Linked DNA regions of Homo sapiens: region 2 is linked to region 1. Evidence: chromatin contacts called from ENCODE Hi-C or POLR2A ChIA-PET data. All regions are on one chromosome and are shown on one strand. Each heading gives the region's core, a stretch centred on a gene start or an enhancer-like site at or near the end of the contact. The rest is flanking DNA. Distances are from core to core; before and after follow the strand shown. Region 1 overlaps EBF1 (EBF transcription factor 1). Region 2 has its middle 39 kb from the start of LINC01845.

The links. A loop is a pair of places that touch in the nucleus more often than their neighbours do. ChIA-PET counts read pairs that join two places held with the same protein, here RNA polymerase II (POLR2A). Pooled maps may share reads with other maps.
Region 2: a loop to region 1 is called in a map with no recorded cell type, with 9 times the contacts of the local background. The contact joins two enhancer-like sites. A Hi-C loop is called at or near these places in 1 of 37 single-sample maps with no recorded cell type and 2 of 50 pooled maps. POLR2A ChIA-PET finds 5 or more read pairs at or near these places in 1 of 52 experiments (activated T-cell).

What each region holds. Positions count from the first base shown.
Region 1 is chr5:158,749,281-158,756,342 of GRCh38, forward strand. All of the region lies in intron 10 of EBF1 (EBF transcription factor 1), which reads right to left. Among named protein-coding and RNA genes, the nearest start is that of LINC02227, 340 kb to the left of the region's middle. RefSeq lists a silencer at 3,167-3,286. Within about 2 kb of position 3,216, at least 2 of the 41 ENCODE cell types and tissues checked have a DNase peak (open chromatin) inside an H3K27ac peak, as active enhancers do.
Region 2 is chr5:159,423,364-159,430,425 of GRCh38, forward strand. No RefSeq gene overlaps it. Among named protein-coding and RNA genes, the nearest start is that of LINC01845, 39 kb to the right of the region's middle. RefSeq lists an enhancer at 4,102-4,181. Within about 2 kb of position 4,493, at least 5 of the 41 ENCODE cell types and tissues checked have a DNase peak (open chromatin) inside an H3K27ac peak, as active enhancers do.

The sequences.
Region 1 (7,062 bases), core at 1,966-4,465:
AATTTTCTAATTGTCATTAAAATACTGGAAACCATGAAGAAGATCCACCTCCCAAAATATGCAATGCCATCTCTTTAGATTTCCTGCTTTTGCTTTGGAAATAAACTCAGAATCTAATAGTCTTCCCCTTGGCCAAGATTCTAAAACCAACAGTGACCATAATCCTGTAAACACAGAAAGAGATTCCTAACTCACTATATTCCTGGCCTTGAAACTTTGGTGTGGAAGGCACCACCAAATCAGGTCACTTGAGTCTAGGATCAACCACGCTACAGTGAAGTCAACACTTGGTAGAAAACTGTGAAAGTGGGCTCTAGTATACCTCCTAGCAATGCCATTAGTTGTGACATAAGTCAATAAGTTCCTATAGAGTTTAGGATTTGGGGAAAACAGGTAATACTTTTGTATTACACGAGGGAGGTGAATATACACTGAATAATAGCAGTGATGAGTTTCTTTTACACGGCAGGAATATTTTCTTGGCTGTTGGATTTAGCATATCAACAAGGGAGGCTGGACATACCTTTTCTCAGAGTTTCATTAGCCTGCTAGAATATTTAGAGGTCTGGGCAAGGTAAACTAACTCTCCCATGTTTGTGCTGAAGTAGAGGTACAGGTCCCACTCTGAGTATTGAATTATCTTTTCTCATGATGACATCAACATTGAAACTACAGAGAGCCTCTTTTGTAGTCAACAGTATGGGACACTGGATTTTTATCTCCCTTTGGACAATGAGATTGTGGTTAGCATAACACTGGTAAATCTAACATTAATGCTCTGTCAAAAATTGTTTTATGAAGGCTAGAAAGAGGTTGGAGAGAAAGGAGGTGCATCCAGGAATAGATACAAAAACATTGAAAGAGAAACTGAAATCAATTCTGTAAACAGCAGAAGTCAAAGCATCGTAGTTGTCATTAAGCACCTACCATTATAATATTCAAACAATAAGATATTTCCTGAAATATCAGATCAATTCTTAAAGGAGAGCTGTTCCCAGTGGGGTTTACTTGTGGTCCTCTGTCCGACATCCATTAGACAGGGTCCCTGTCTTTAGTAGCATGGGTTCAAACAAATGATAAGAGAGGAAATAGATTCCATTCTCTCTGTTTACTTTATTACTATTGATTTATGAATTCCCTCTGATCTATTTCCTAACTGGGCAGATAATATACATTTAGTACCAAAGGTAATTATCCAAAATGAATCTAGTTTGCAACTGGGTGATAAAAAAGAGAGAGGAGACTGATAGATTAAATACTTATCATTAAAAAGTATGGCTGATTGTATTAATATAGATACAAGAGCTTTAATATTCTCACTTTACGGCTAGATATAATTTCCTAGACTAATTGTGAGTTCATGTGGACACTTGGGCATATTTTATTTCTACTCTATATTTTATAGCATCATTTTATAGTGCAAATAATAAAAGCATTATATGAAAAAATTATTTCAAAAGTTTTTTTTAAAAATCTACCACTTGCAAAAAAAAATCATTTAGGGCATTTAAAAAAAAATCTTCATAAAGGGATAGAACATTTAGTTACCACAAATTACTATGGTTTTTAAAGCATCAAAGTTAGAGAAAAGAGCAAAGATTGTATCATTATACGAGTATAAATAAAACAACTTAAATTTCTAGCAATAGTGAATGGATAAATAAATATAGTAAATCCACACTGTGGGAGATGATGCAGCCTATTAACATGTTTATGAAGAAATTTTAATGCGTGGGAAAATGCTTATTAGGCTATGTGAAAAAAACAGGATATAAAACTGTGTGTGTGTAAACACATATACAGTATAACCACAAATACGAAGAAAATGTTCATATATATTTGTTATGTATAGAAAAATATGAAAGAAATATACAAAAATCTTTTTAGTGGTCAACTCTGGGTGATGGCTATTGGATGATTTGAACTCCTTAAATTCTATCCTGTTTTTCTCTAAATTTTCTAAATTAGCACATATTATTTTTATATCTAAGCACGTATTAGAGAGACGGGCGAATGAACAACTTAGAATGAATGGAAGGTAGGACACATGTTGCGTTTGCCCCTGGCTCATAATGACCTGAGGGCCATCACATGCCAGGGACTCCTTTACTGATGCCTCTTTGGAACCTCTCCACTTACAGGCAGAGTAAGCTGTCTGCAGAATCCTACCAGATGTGTCCAAGCGTCATACACTCAGGGATCATCACACTTTTAAAAGACATACGTAGTTATAGAAATACCAAAGTACTGAGGAAAGAGTACAGTGGAACAGTTAAGAGGATGAATTCTGGAGTCAGACGGTCTGGCCAGGTTCCTCCACTTGAGTAACTCTGGCAAATGCTTAATCTATGTCTCAGTCTCCTTACCTGTTGAATCAGGACAGTCAAGTGCCTTCCCTATAGAGATGTTCAGGGATTCAATGGGCTAAATATTTGTAAAACACTTAGAAGACTACGTTATACAATAAGTACTTATCCATTAAATGAATACATCTTTAAAATTCTGATAATATTGATCAGAATCAACTTACAAATAAAGAAATGGACATGGCCAAAATATTTATAAAACATTTGAGCATTTGTAAGTTGCTGAGGCAAGGGTGCAATTTCAGTTGAGCTTAAGTCGAGACTCAGGATTGTAGTGGTTTTAGATGGTTTTTTTATACTGCCAAAGATCTGTCCATCCATACATTTTTATCTAGAATGATGTTGATGATGCTAAGGTTCAAGGGAATAATTACTATGTGCAGTACTATTTGTAGTGTTTTGTTCCCCACTCTATATTTAGATTCTAACAGAAGATGTGAAACTAAATAGATACTCAATAAAAGTTTACTGAATGAAAACACAAATGAATGACTTCACCACAGCTGCATCAAGTTGTCTAAATATGATTATATTTCCACAAAGGAGCCATTGTTAAATGAACTTTCCCTCTATTAAGAACTAGGATTGAAGTATCAAATTTCTTAGAATCTAAAACTTTTTACTATTATAACTTAGAAACAATTAGATGGCAAGATTAAAAGGGGAAAAAGTATTTATTCCAAAAAAAAAAAAAAAAAAGCACAGCTTAGGACTTGAATATCTTCAAGGATCCATTTCTTAGGAAATCTATAAAGATGCAGAAAGCTTTAGAAATGGAGATACCAAGACAGCAATGGCAGCACCAATAAACAGAAATAGACGGTTCATCTCACTAGTTCTGTGGTTTTCTCCTACCCAGTAGAGCGTGACAAGAGAATGTTAAAGTAACTGAAATCAAGAACAATACTGGAAATAAGAACAGTCTACAATGGCAAATTTTTACTGTAATACATTTCGTTACTGAGTGAGGGAGGAAAACAACTGTTTTTAGATACTGTCCATTGTTTTCTATACATTTCAAAGCTCCTCTTCACACATGTAACTTTCAAACTGACAGTGGTAACTTTCAGCATTTTGTGGAGATCTTGGCTCCAATGCAGCAAATAAGAAGTGAAATGTCCCACGGTTGTAAAATCTTGATAAGTTATCCGTGTCACATTTTTCAAATGTGGAACTGCTCACACCACACAGATAATTATAGATGACCAGATTGTAACTGTTTTATTGCTTCTTTTTCCCCATAAATTTTAATTTTGGAAAGTTAAGTGAAAAATGTGGTTTCAATTTCCTACAAATTGCACACAATTTGGTTTTAACAAGAAAATAGAAAGAAAGGGTATGTTCTTTAAAGTGAATTATGAACTAGAGTTTGTTTTCGCTCGCTCAACACCGCAAAAATAATAAAGCACAAAATTTAGAAAAGATGCCTTACAAAATGGAAATCATGAACTATAGTAAGAAAGCAGAAAGTAATTTTTTTTTATCTAAACATGATTTAAGCAATCTAACAGGATAATATAATTGAGCTAGTCTTTCTCCCTCTGGTGAAGCAAGCTAGAAGGAAAGGATACCGGAGTAGAAGCCGACAATCTTAATACATGTATAACAGGAAATCTGTTAATAAGAAAAGGCTTTGTGTATCTCCATCTTACTCTCTCCACAACTGTCAGCAACAACAAAAGAACTATTAAAAGCAATCAATTTTGAAACCATTTAAACATATACCTAGAAACACAACAAAACACAAGAATTTATAAAGGAACTTTTAGTGGAAAGAAATTCTAGCCCTCTGATGGGTTCTGGCTATAATCTTAGAGTTAGACCAACATGCTTTCTTGATTCAAGGTAGTGGTCTGCTACAACTAGCATAACTAAAGGCAGGAACCCCATGAAGTGTCTCGACCACACCAAAACCACCAGCTGGAAAGCAAATAAGGAAATCAATCAACCAGATATTTTTTCTCCTTTCTGCCAAAAACTTTGAGTGAATGCACTTTTCTTCATTAAATTGACCACTGCTTTCACCTTTTTAGCAATGTAGACTGTTAGGCAAAATAAATTATTCATTATTCAGGCAAAAACTATTTCATCAAAGTTGTTGATCTTCATTGACCAAATTCTCCATGGCCTATGTTACTAAATAGCACCACCATAGCTTTCTCAAATTTCTACTTCCAAAAATGTTTACTTTCAGACAGATTGTGACGACCACAAAACTTACCTGCATGAGTATTCTATAAACAAAGTTGTTGTAGACCAAATGTTAACATGAGTCCCTGGTAAAATGTTGTAGCCCTAGATTTTTTTTTTCTGGCTAAAATATAGTATTTGCTAATTTTTTTTCTAACTAGGGTTTAAAGTTGCAAGTCTAGAGTGCTTCTGACTGTTAGAACATGAGGCTGGCTTATGAAGGTCCAGTTATAAGCTGGGACTTGGCAAACTTGAAGTATTACCCATTGACTAATACTTCTATTAGTCAAAACTGTAAACTTCTGGTCAACTACATATTTTACATATTACTGCATGAAGCTCTAGCAGAAGTTCACCATCCTAAATAGCCTTTAAAGGCTTCACAATTAACAAGAGATGATTTACTCTCTTGAAATATAAAAGCTGACTTTTCCCACCCAAAAGCCAATAAATCTTTGGTGTTGGTGAAAGGCCATTCTCTACCTGTAGCAATCAAGTTATGCAACCCTCAGGCAATGACTTTTCATTGAACTCAGACCTGACTGACCACAGCATTCACAAACATCTCAGTCCCCAGTGCTCAACTGACAGTGCAGCCTGATCGCCACGATGTTGCAATAGAAGGAAAGAATTTCCTAGCAAAATGCTCCAAAGCTTCAATAACATAAGAATCCACACAAGGCCATCTTGAGAAGGAAGCAAGTGATATGGTTTACTCTTAAATCCAGGCTGGAGTATTCTTCATTCATTCATTTATTTATTCTGTCAATAACTTTTCCAAAAGAGCCTCCTCAACCTATGCCACTCACCAGCCTTGATTCCAAATCTATGATATCAGATTGGATTTTTTTCTAGTTAGAAAAAGTATTAGCAAATACTACATTTTGACCAGATCAAAAACACCATCCTGACCTGACAAAGACCCCCAAATATTTGACTCATTGTAATAAGCACCTTATTTTGCTCTAAACAAAAGTATTTAGATGACAATGGATGAATATTGGAAACTCTACTCAATTCAATGCAAACAATTTTAATTGCAAGGAATTTTTCTTACTTAAAATTGAATTCAGTTGAGTGCTCAGGCTTTTCCATAGCATGATAAAGAAAATGAAAACACCCTAAGTAACCTCAAATCTCTCATGAGAGGTCGGGGAGATAAGGTATTAAGAGGACAGAGTGGGACAATGACAACAATGAGTTTGGGACATCATTTGTATAAGGTCCTGGACTATTGTAGAACATATTATGGCTGAGAAGTAAAATTAAAAGGGGGATAGATGATGATGGTGTAGAGTTTTTCTTATAATTTCTTATAAACTAATGTTTATTGTTTTGTTTTTTTTTCACATATAAAGACTGCCCATTGCCCAATTTTAAGAAGATGGAGCTCAGTAATTAGGAAAAAAGTAGAAAACACACATTTAAAGTAATCTTTCCTACCCTGAGCCCCCTGGCCATATCCCCTCCCCACTTCTCTAGTTCCCTGGACTCCCAGGTTAGGCTGTCTTCTCCCTAGCCATTTACCCAGATTTCTACCAGAGCATTTTGTCACTTTGATTTGCATCATATGCCAGCACAGCCTGCCTCCTGTTCATCCTTGCTCTGCACCTGTCTCCTATTTTATCTTAGTGCTTTGTACCACACTTTGCACATAGTTGACATTCAATAAAAGGCAGAGAATGAAATTCAAGAGACGAATAGACTTCTACTTTAGGAAGTTCATTTTATTTTCAAGCTCCTAAATCTTTATTGGGATTAACTAGCTGAAGGCCTAAAAGTGGAAAGAAATACAGGGATTGGGAAGGCATTTTGAGATATTTGATGGACTTGGAACTCCCACAGAATTTTAAAAAAGAAAACAAAGGCTGAGGCCTGCAAGGGCCTTGGTACAATGCCCTTGGAGGGAGAGGGGCTTCATGGAAAATGGTTGCCATGATAGGATTTGGGGAGAACCTCTATGTTTGAGGGAGTTTGGGTCAGGACCTATCCGTGGAAGCAAAAACTAGTGCCCAAATATTCAAAACATAGTTTGGTGAAAGATCACCTATGATTCTGAACGAAATAGTGTAGATAAAGACATCTGGAAGTTTTCCTATTGAAAAAAAGAAAGTGTGAAATCAGATACTTTTGTTTTTAAGGCTCTCTTTCTTAAATTTCCTAACTTGGCCAAAATGTCAATGGTACTTTAGCAGCTTAAAGAGCTCAGCAGCAAACCTTACTAAGTTCTGTAGTTGGCCCTGGCTGCTAACTTGCTGAATGTGTTGGGCTGTTGAGGTGAGTTCTACTGGAGTCTTGGTTGAGCCCCCCAGATTCCAGGCTCTCATTCTGGCAGGCTGTTTCCCTCTGGCCAAATCTCAACCACAGATCAACTTTCCCAGCCTCTGGAGATGAAGCGTTTTGGCTGCCTTCTGACCAAGTGTGAGAATTTTTTTTTTTTCTGTTTATGAGATAGACTATAGCGTGTTTCCCAGGGTAATCAGTCATCTTGACCTGTGATCACAGG
Region 2 (7,062 bases), core at 3,243-5,742, 680 kb after region 1:
CTGAGGCAAAGGGAAATTAAGTCATTTGTTCAAGGGGCAGAGCTGGAATTCAGATCCCAGGTCTGTCAAAGCCTAATCCCAGCCAGCCTTCCTTCTGTTGCTCCAACGGGGAGTCCTACTCAAAACTGTTCCTGGTCCTGTATGACAGCATTGATAAGACTCCTGGAAATTTTTGTTACTTCCTAGCCTCCACTTTCTACCTTCCCATTTTCTCCTAATTTTCTCAATCTTTGTTGGGGTTTTCTCCTTCTTGACACCTGGCCAATATAATCCTGCAGGATCCTCACTCAACAAAACATCCCAGTCATGAGTGGGGCAGGTAAGGAAAGCCTCCCGCAGGTTTACAGGGTTGGGAGGGGACTCCCTGGCAGGTAGACCGCCATCTCCTCCACCTCGCTTTCCTACTCACAGGAGTGAGGTAAACTTTGTTCTTTCCTGATAATAATAATGAGATAAAGTATATTGAGGGCCTACTGTTTGTGCATGCACTGTTTTAAGTACTACAACTACCCAATGGGGTACTCACCATGATAGAAATTTTATGTGCATATTGTAAAAAATGTGAATAATAGAGTATCTAAAGACTGCCACTGCTAAGATATTGGTGTATTCCCTTCCAGTATTTTTGCCTAACATAAGTATTTTTAATATTTTTCTAGAATGCCATGTCATACATCCAATAAAATTCAACTCTGCAAGCATGAGAGAGAAGAGGAAGGAAAAGAGAGAATCTGAAGTGTGAGTGATTCTGTTTACCATTCCACAGAGTAAGTGGCTGCCTGGGAGTGTGTGTGAGATGGGAGTGGGAGAGAATCTTCTGTTCTTCCCTTGGACCTCAGTTCCACGGAGCTTTTCAGCGTGTAAAACATCTTACCATGGACATTCTGGGTTTCGGTTTAAAAAGATGTATTTTTGGTTTGACACAGTCTCTCACTGAAACCAGCTGCTTCAGCTGACAGTCAAACTAAGAGTCAAGGATTAACTGTACAGTTAGGGACACAGCAGCCATGGCAAAACTTACTGAGAAATGGCCATCTCCCATGTAGCATTCTGCTAAGGGATTTCAAGGGCATTTTGACTTTTGACTTTTTTACCTGGCACGCTGACTTGGCGAGCTAACCCCTGTGCAAGATGCCACTCAAGAAGCCACTCCGTTGTTTATAATTAAGACAGCAGGTGAGGTGGCCCTGTACTTTGAGATTTAAACAATAGTGACTTAAGCTCTTTCTCCTGTTTTCTGTAGGAAGTCCAGCATGCTTACTGAGACTCCCTCCATCCCTGGGGCTGACAGTCCCGTGGGTTTGTTCTGGCTCTAGGTGTCCACCCCCGAGGAGCTCTGAATTCACAGTGTCGCATGAAGGGACAGCACCCTGCTCTCCCTGTGCAAGGCACTGAGCTTCATGTCAAACTTGGCCTCTGTGTTTTGTTCCCACCAGGCCCTTCTCCCAAGAAATGTACACGTAGCAAACTTTACTCAAAGTGTGAGGACTCAGGAGGGATTTTAAAAAATCATAAAAATGCCGAGTTTAAAATTAGATCGTATTAGTGTTGTTTTCCTTAGAAGGAAGAAAAAAAGTTTAAAAATTAAAAAAAGAGATAAAATTAGATCTTATATATCTCTCTCCTGGAAAGTTCCTTAACAGCCTTGCTGTAGGGGAAATGTCTTTCTCACCGAACACTTTTCTTGGAAGATTCCGGCCTTCCACCTTGTTGTTTGCCTTCTCTGTCTGTAAAACATTCAAATTCTCTCATTTATCCTAGAAGGCAGTTTAGCTCTACAGCCCCTACACAGTCCTAGACCTCCTTTCTGTATCTACTATTAAGTACCATTCACACCAAGGGTCACCTACTCTGAGTTTCAATCATTATTAATAAAGAAGGGAAAGTGGAGGCTTTGAAATTCCCATATTTTCTTCATGTCTCTCCACCAGTCTTTGTAAGTGAAATAGAGGCTGATAGAGATTTACTTTCTCATTGATATTAACTATGCTTCTCCTCTTAGAAGACAGAGGCATCTGTAGTCAGTGTCAAATATTTCCCACCCTACCATATATATATATGAAATACATGGATTATGTTCTATGGACAATTGGGTATCTTGTTTGTTTTAGTTACTATTGCTGTATAACAAATCATTCCAAACTTACAGGTTAATCAACAACAATTTATTATGCCCACAGATTCTGCAGATCAGGGATTTGAGAGGATCATGGTGGAATCACTTGTTTCTGTTCCATGATGTCTGGGGCCTCAAATGGGGAGATACAGAGGTTGGGGATGGCTTCGTGGGTGAGGGCTAGAATTATTAAGAGGGTTATCACTTACATGCCTGGCAGTTGATGTAAGTCATCAGCTGAGATGTCAGCTGGGGACATCCACTGAAATACCTACTCATGGCCTGTCCATGTGGTGCCTTAGGCCTCGTCACAGCATGGTGGCTGGGTCCCAAGAGTGAGCATCTCAAGAGAGCAAGGTGAAAGTGCATGACATTTTAATGAGTCAGCCTTGAAAGTCACATAATGTTAGTTCTGCACTATTCTTGGTCAAGGCAGACACTGAGATCTGCCCAGCTTCAAGGGGACGTGGCAAAGACCCCATCATTTGATAGGAGGATCGTCGAGGTCACATTGTAGTGAAAGCCTGTGAGACGAGTGGTGATGTTTCTGCCATGTTGGAAAATGCAATCTGCTACACTGCTCTTTTCATTTAACATATCATACCATTAAAATAATCCATCAACTCTGTGAATACATCCATAGAACTTATTCATTTACTAGTTCCTTAGTATAGGACTTTTCTCATCACTTCCCCATAAGAGAGAAGAAGGAGGTATGGTTATTTTCCTTCCCTAAAACCAAGAGAGAGAGGCCCAAAGAGAATTATTTGACAAGTGGGATTCCTATTCCTGCAGTGTCGACTCCATTAATTTGGGGTCTGTTATCTTTCCTTTGATGGTTTTTGAGTCTTGGACCAGCAGGAGCACCTGAGGCTGCTTAGGACATGGATATAGGGGTCTGTGGCTTCTCAGGTGTGTCAAGGACACATACATTTCTCCTGGGTCGAGGGAACACCTTAGGAAGTGGGACTTGAGCTGTTCTGCCATTATTCCCCAAGTGGGTTTCCCACTGGATGAGATACCCCTGGTAGAAGGAAAGTGTGGGGAAGACTGTGGTTGGGGAGGAAAAGGAAAGGAAGCAGCTGGAGCCCTAGCCAGGCCACCCATGTAGGTGAATATGCAGGGGATGGCCCTACGACATTCTCCAAAGAACCCAATGGATGAGCCCCATGAAGGAGCCACACAGCAGGAGTCAAAGCTCAGTCTGCATTATCCAGGAACCAGTGACCACTGAAATAAAAAGGATCAGCTCCTCATCATAAGCAGCTAAATGAGGAAACATCTCTGTCCTTCCCTCTTTCCATCCTGCCCCAACAGCAGAGGGCATGCGCATAGGAGATGGCGTGGTGAGAAGAGACCATCCTCTTTCCCCTACAACCTTTAAGCAGCTTAGAAACTCAAGTCTAGGTTTGTGTATGTGTTTGGGCGTGGTGAGGAAAAGAGAGTCATTACAAGAAAACAAGTTTCAAGTTTTGAAATGCATGGGACTGAGTCCTACAGAAACAAAAATGTCACTGAATAACCCTTAATAACTGGAAATAAATGGAATTGCACTAAGATGATGTCAAGCACCATTAAAGAGGATTTGAGAACACACAGTTGGTGGCAATTCTGTGTTTGAAACAGTGGTAAGCTGAGACTCCTTGATAAACTAGGTACAATTGTAGTTATTGGGTATCAGCCTTTTTTAAAGACTTAATTCTTAGCCAAAATGCCCTTCCAGGAAGGCTGTACTTTTCCCAGCTCCTTGAAGATGCCCACTTCACGGGATGACATTTATTCAGGCCTGGAGAGGTGCAATCTCATTATGTGGGTCATTAGAGCAACACATTAAAGGCGACAAAGGGAGTGTCGCCAAAAGACTTTGTAGCAAGTTATGTGGAAGTGAGCAAGAGAACACGACTGCCTCACCTCTTGGGGGTGGCGAAGGGTTATGTTTAGATGGGGTGTATATGAGTGTCTGGGGTTTTTTACTCATATTGATGGCCAAATTATTTTCCCCTTCTGATTCCCTTTGAGAATCCACTTCACTACCTGCTTCTTGCTGCAAACTGGGAGTTGTAAAATCAGAGAGTCTAGGGTGTCACCCGAATTGCCCTCATGTATGGCATAGCTGTGTGTGTAGAGCAGAACGAGGTAGGGAGGAAAAGTCATGCTGAGCTCAGGCTGAGAAAGAAGAGGGAATCAGAAAGATGGGCCATTTGAAAGCAAAACTGCCTTGAAATCTCTAATAGGCTCTGTCTTGCAAACAAGAAGGGGAAGATAGGGTGAGAGGGGATGTTAGTTTTTAGCAACTGTTTTAAAACTGACAACAGAGGAAGAGAGACCAGACCACAAAGTTAACATTTGCAACTTAGGCATCATTTGATTGTTTAAAAAAGTCCCCAGTCTTAGGAGGGGCTGTCCTTGGGTGAAGGGTTCTGTTTTGAACTGGAGGGAGATCTGGGTGAAGCATGGATGAAGTATATACTCCCTTCCTCAAATCACTCTCCATCTGCATCACCTGATGCTGGAAATCCCCAGGATTAGCTTTTATAAAGTTTTGGCTACATTATGAAGTTCATTTAATGCCTTCCACAATGGCGTCTCAATTTACAGGTGAGCTAACTGAGGCTTGGAGCAGTTAAGGCAATGAGTGTAAGTCTGCGCAGCTGGTGAAGCACACAGCCCAGGATTTGGACCTAGATCTGTCCGATTCTAAATTCTTTCGATCACACCAGTGGCCCCAGCAGATGCTCACTCCTTTAGATTAAGTACCCTCTCCGTCAACTGCATTACACAGTTTCTTAAGCAAATAGCATGGAGGCTCAGACTATGAGCTTTGGAGTCAGTAGGGCTTGAATTTAAATTTTGACTCCAGCCTTGATCATTTATGTGACTTTGGGCACACAACGCAAAGTCTACTCAAAAAAAGCTGTGAGGAGGATGTGCAGCACAGCTGTGGTAAACACTCTACTAGATTATTATTATTGTTATTATTATTATTTTGAGACGGAGACTCTCTCTCTGTCGCCCAGGCTGGAGTGCAGTGACACGGCCTTGGCTCACTGCAGCCTCAACCTCCTGGGCTCGAGCCATTATCCTACCTCAGCCTCCCAAGTAGCTGGGACAACAGGTGCATGCCACCACGCCTGGCTAATTTTTGTTTTTTAATTGAGATAGAGTTTCACTATGTTGCCCAGGCTTGTCTCAAATTCCTGGGCTCAAGAAGTGATCCTCCCACCTCAGCCTCCTAAAGTCCTGGGATTACAAGTGTAAGCCACCACGCCTGGCCTATTGTTAATTTTTAAAAAGCTGTTGTCTCTCTTTGATCCATAAGTGTGTGATAATAGAACAGGAGGGGGACAGTTAACAATGATCAGAACACTAGCTAACACTTCTTGAGCACTTAGGATGCATCAGACACTGTGCGAATTGCTTTCCATGGTACTATCTTAATCTTCCTAACAATTCAACGATATGTACCATTAGTCAACCTCAACGTATAAATAGAAAGCACATCCAGCTACAGGTAGAGGAGCCAGGATCTGAACCTAGGTGGGTGAACTCTGGAGCCTGTGCTTACACCAGGAGGTAAGCTTGCAGGGGCCCTGCGGGACTTTGGGAGTAGATGGGGATGCTTAAGGAGGGTTGAGTAGGAGGCTGTGGTCCTGGGGTAGTGTGTGGGCTTTGGGCATTGGAGGGTGGGGAAGAAGGTGACAAGAACGGGGTGAGATAAGGTAACCATGGAGTGGGGATTTGGACATTTGAAACAGTTGTCACCTGTAGGATGATGTCTTAGTTCATTCTTGCACTGCTATAAAAGCACACCTGAGACTAGGTTATTTATAAAGAAAAGAGGTTTGATTGGCTCACAGTTCTGCAGGCTGTACAGGAAGCAAAGCAGCTTCTGCTTCTGGGGAGGCCTTTGGAAGCTTCCAATCATGGCAGAGGGCAAAGGGGGAGTGAGGTATTTCATGGGGCAGGAGCAGGAGCAAAAGAGAGTGAGAGGAGGAGGTGCTGCACACTTTTAAACAACCAGATCTCGTGAGATCTCACTCACTGTCATGAGAACAGCACCAAGGAGATGGTGCTAAACCATTCATGAGAAACTGCTCCCATGATCCAGTCACCTCCCATGGGGCCCCACCTTCAACACTGGAGATAATAATTCAGCCTGAGATTTGGTGGGGACACAGATCCAAACCATATCGGATGGTTTCCAGGGAAAGGCATTTGCATCTGAATCCCAAAGGCGAATCACAGACTGTCAGGGCTGGGAGTTCCTTAGACATGGTCTAGTCTGATGGTCTTTTAAACTGTACATATGGAAGCTTAGAGTCCGTCAAGGGTATGAATCGATAGAGGCAGTGGGATGGAGGCTGAGCAAAGGGGTCTTCAAGACCTTCTGGTTTGCATCAACCAAAGTCGTTCCATTTCTCTTTTTACCCTTTTTGTTGTTGTTGAGGTACAGCTTATATATAATAAAGCACACGAATTTCAATTCATGTGATGAGGCTGGGCATGGTGATGCATGCCTGGAATCCCAGCATTCTGGGAAGCTGAGGTGGGTGGATATCTTGAGCTCAGGAGTTCAAGACCAGTTTGGGCAACATGGCAAAACCCCAACTCTACAAGAAATACAAAAATTAGCTGGGCATGGTGGCTCATGGCTGTAGTCTCAGCTACTTAGGAGGCTGAGGTGGGTGGATCACTTGAGCCCGTGAGGTTGAGGCTGCAGTGAGCTTTGATTGTGTCACTGCACTCCAGCCTGGGTGACAGAGTGAGGCCCTGTCTCAAAAGATACATGAAATAAAATAAAGCCTGATGAGTTTGTATAAACTTATGCACCCATGTAACCACAGATCAAGATAAAGAATCTTTCCAAAGTCCCAGTAAGCTCTCTCTGGTTCTTTCCCATCAGTGCTGTCACCAAAGAGAACCACCATTTTCATATTATCTGTTTT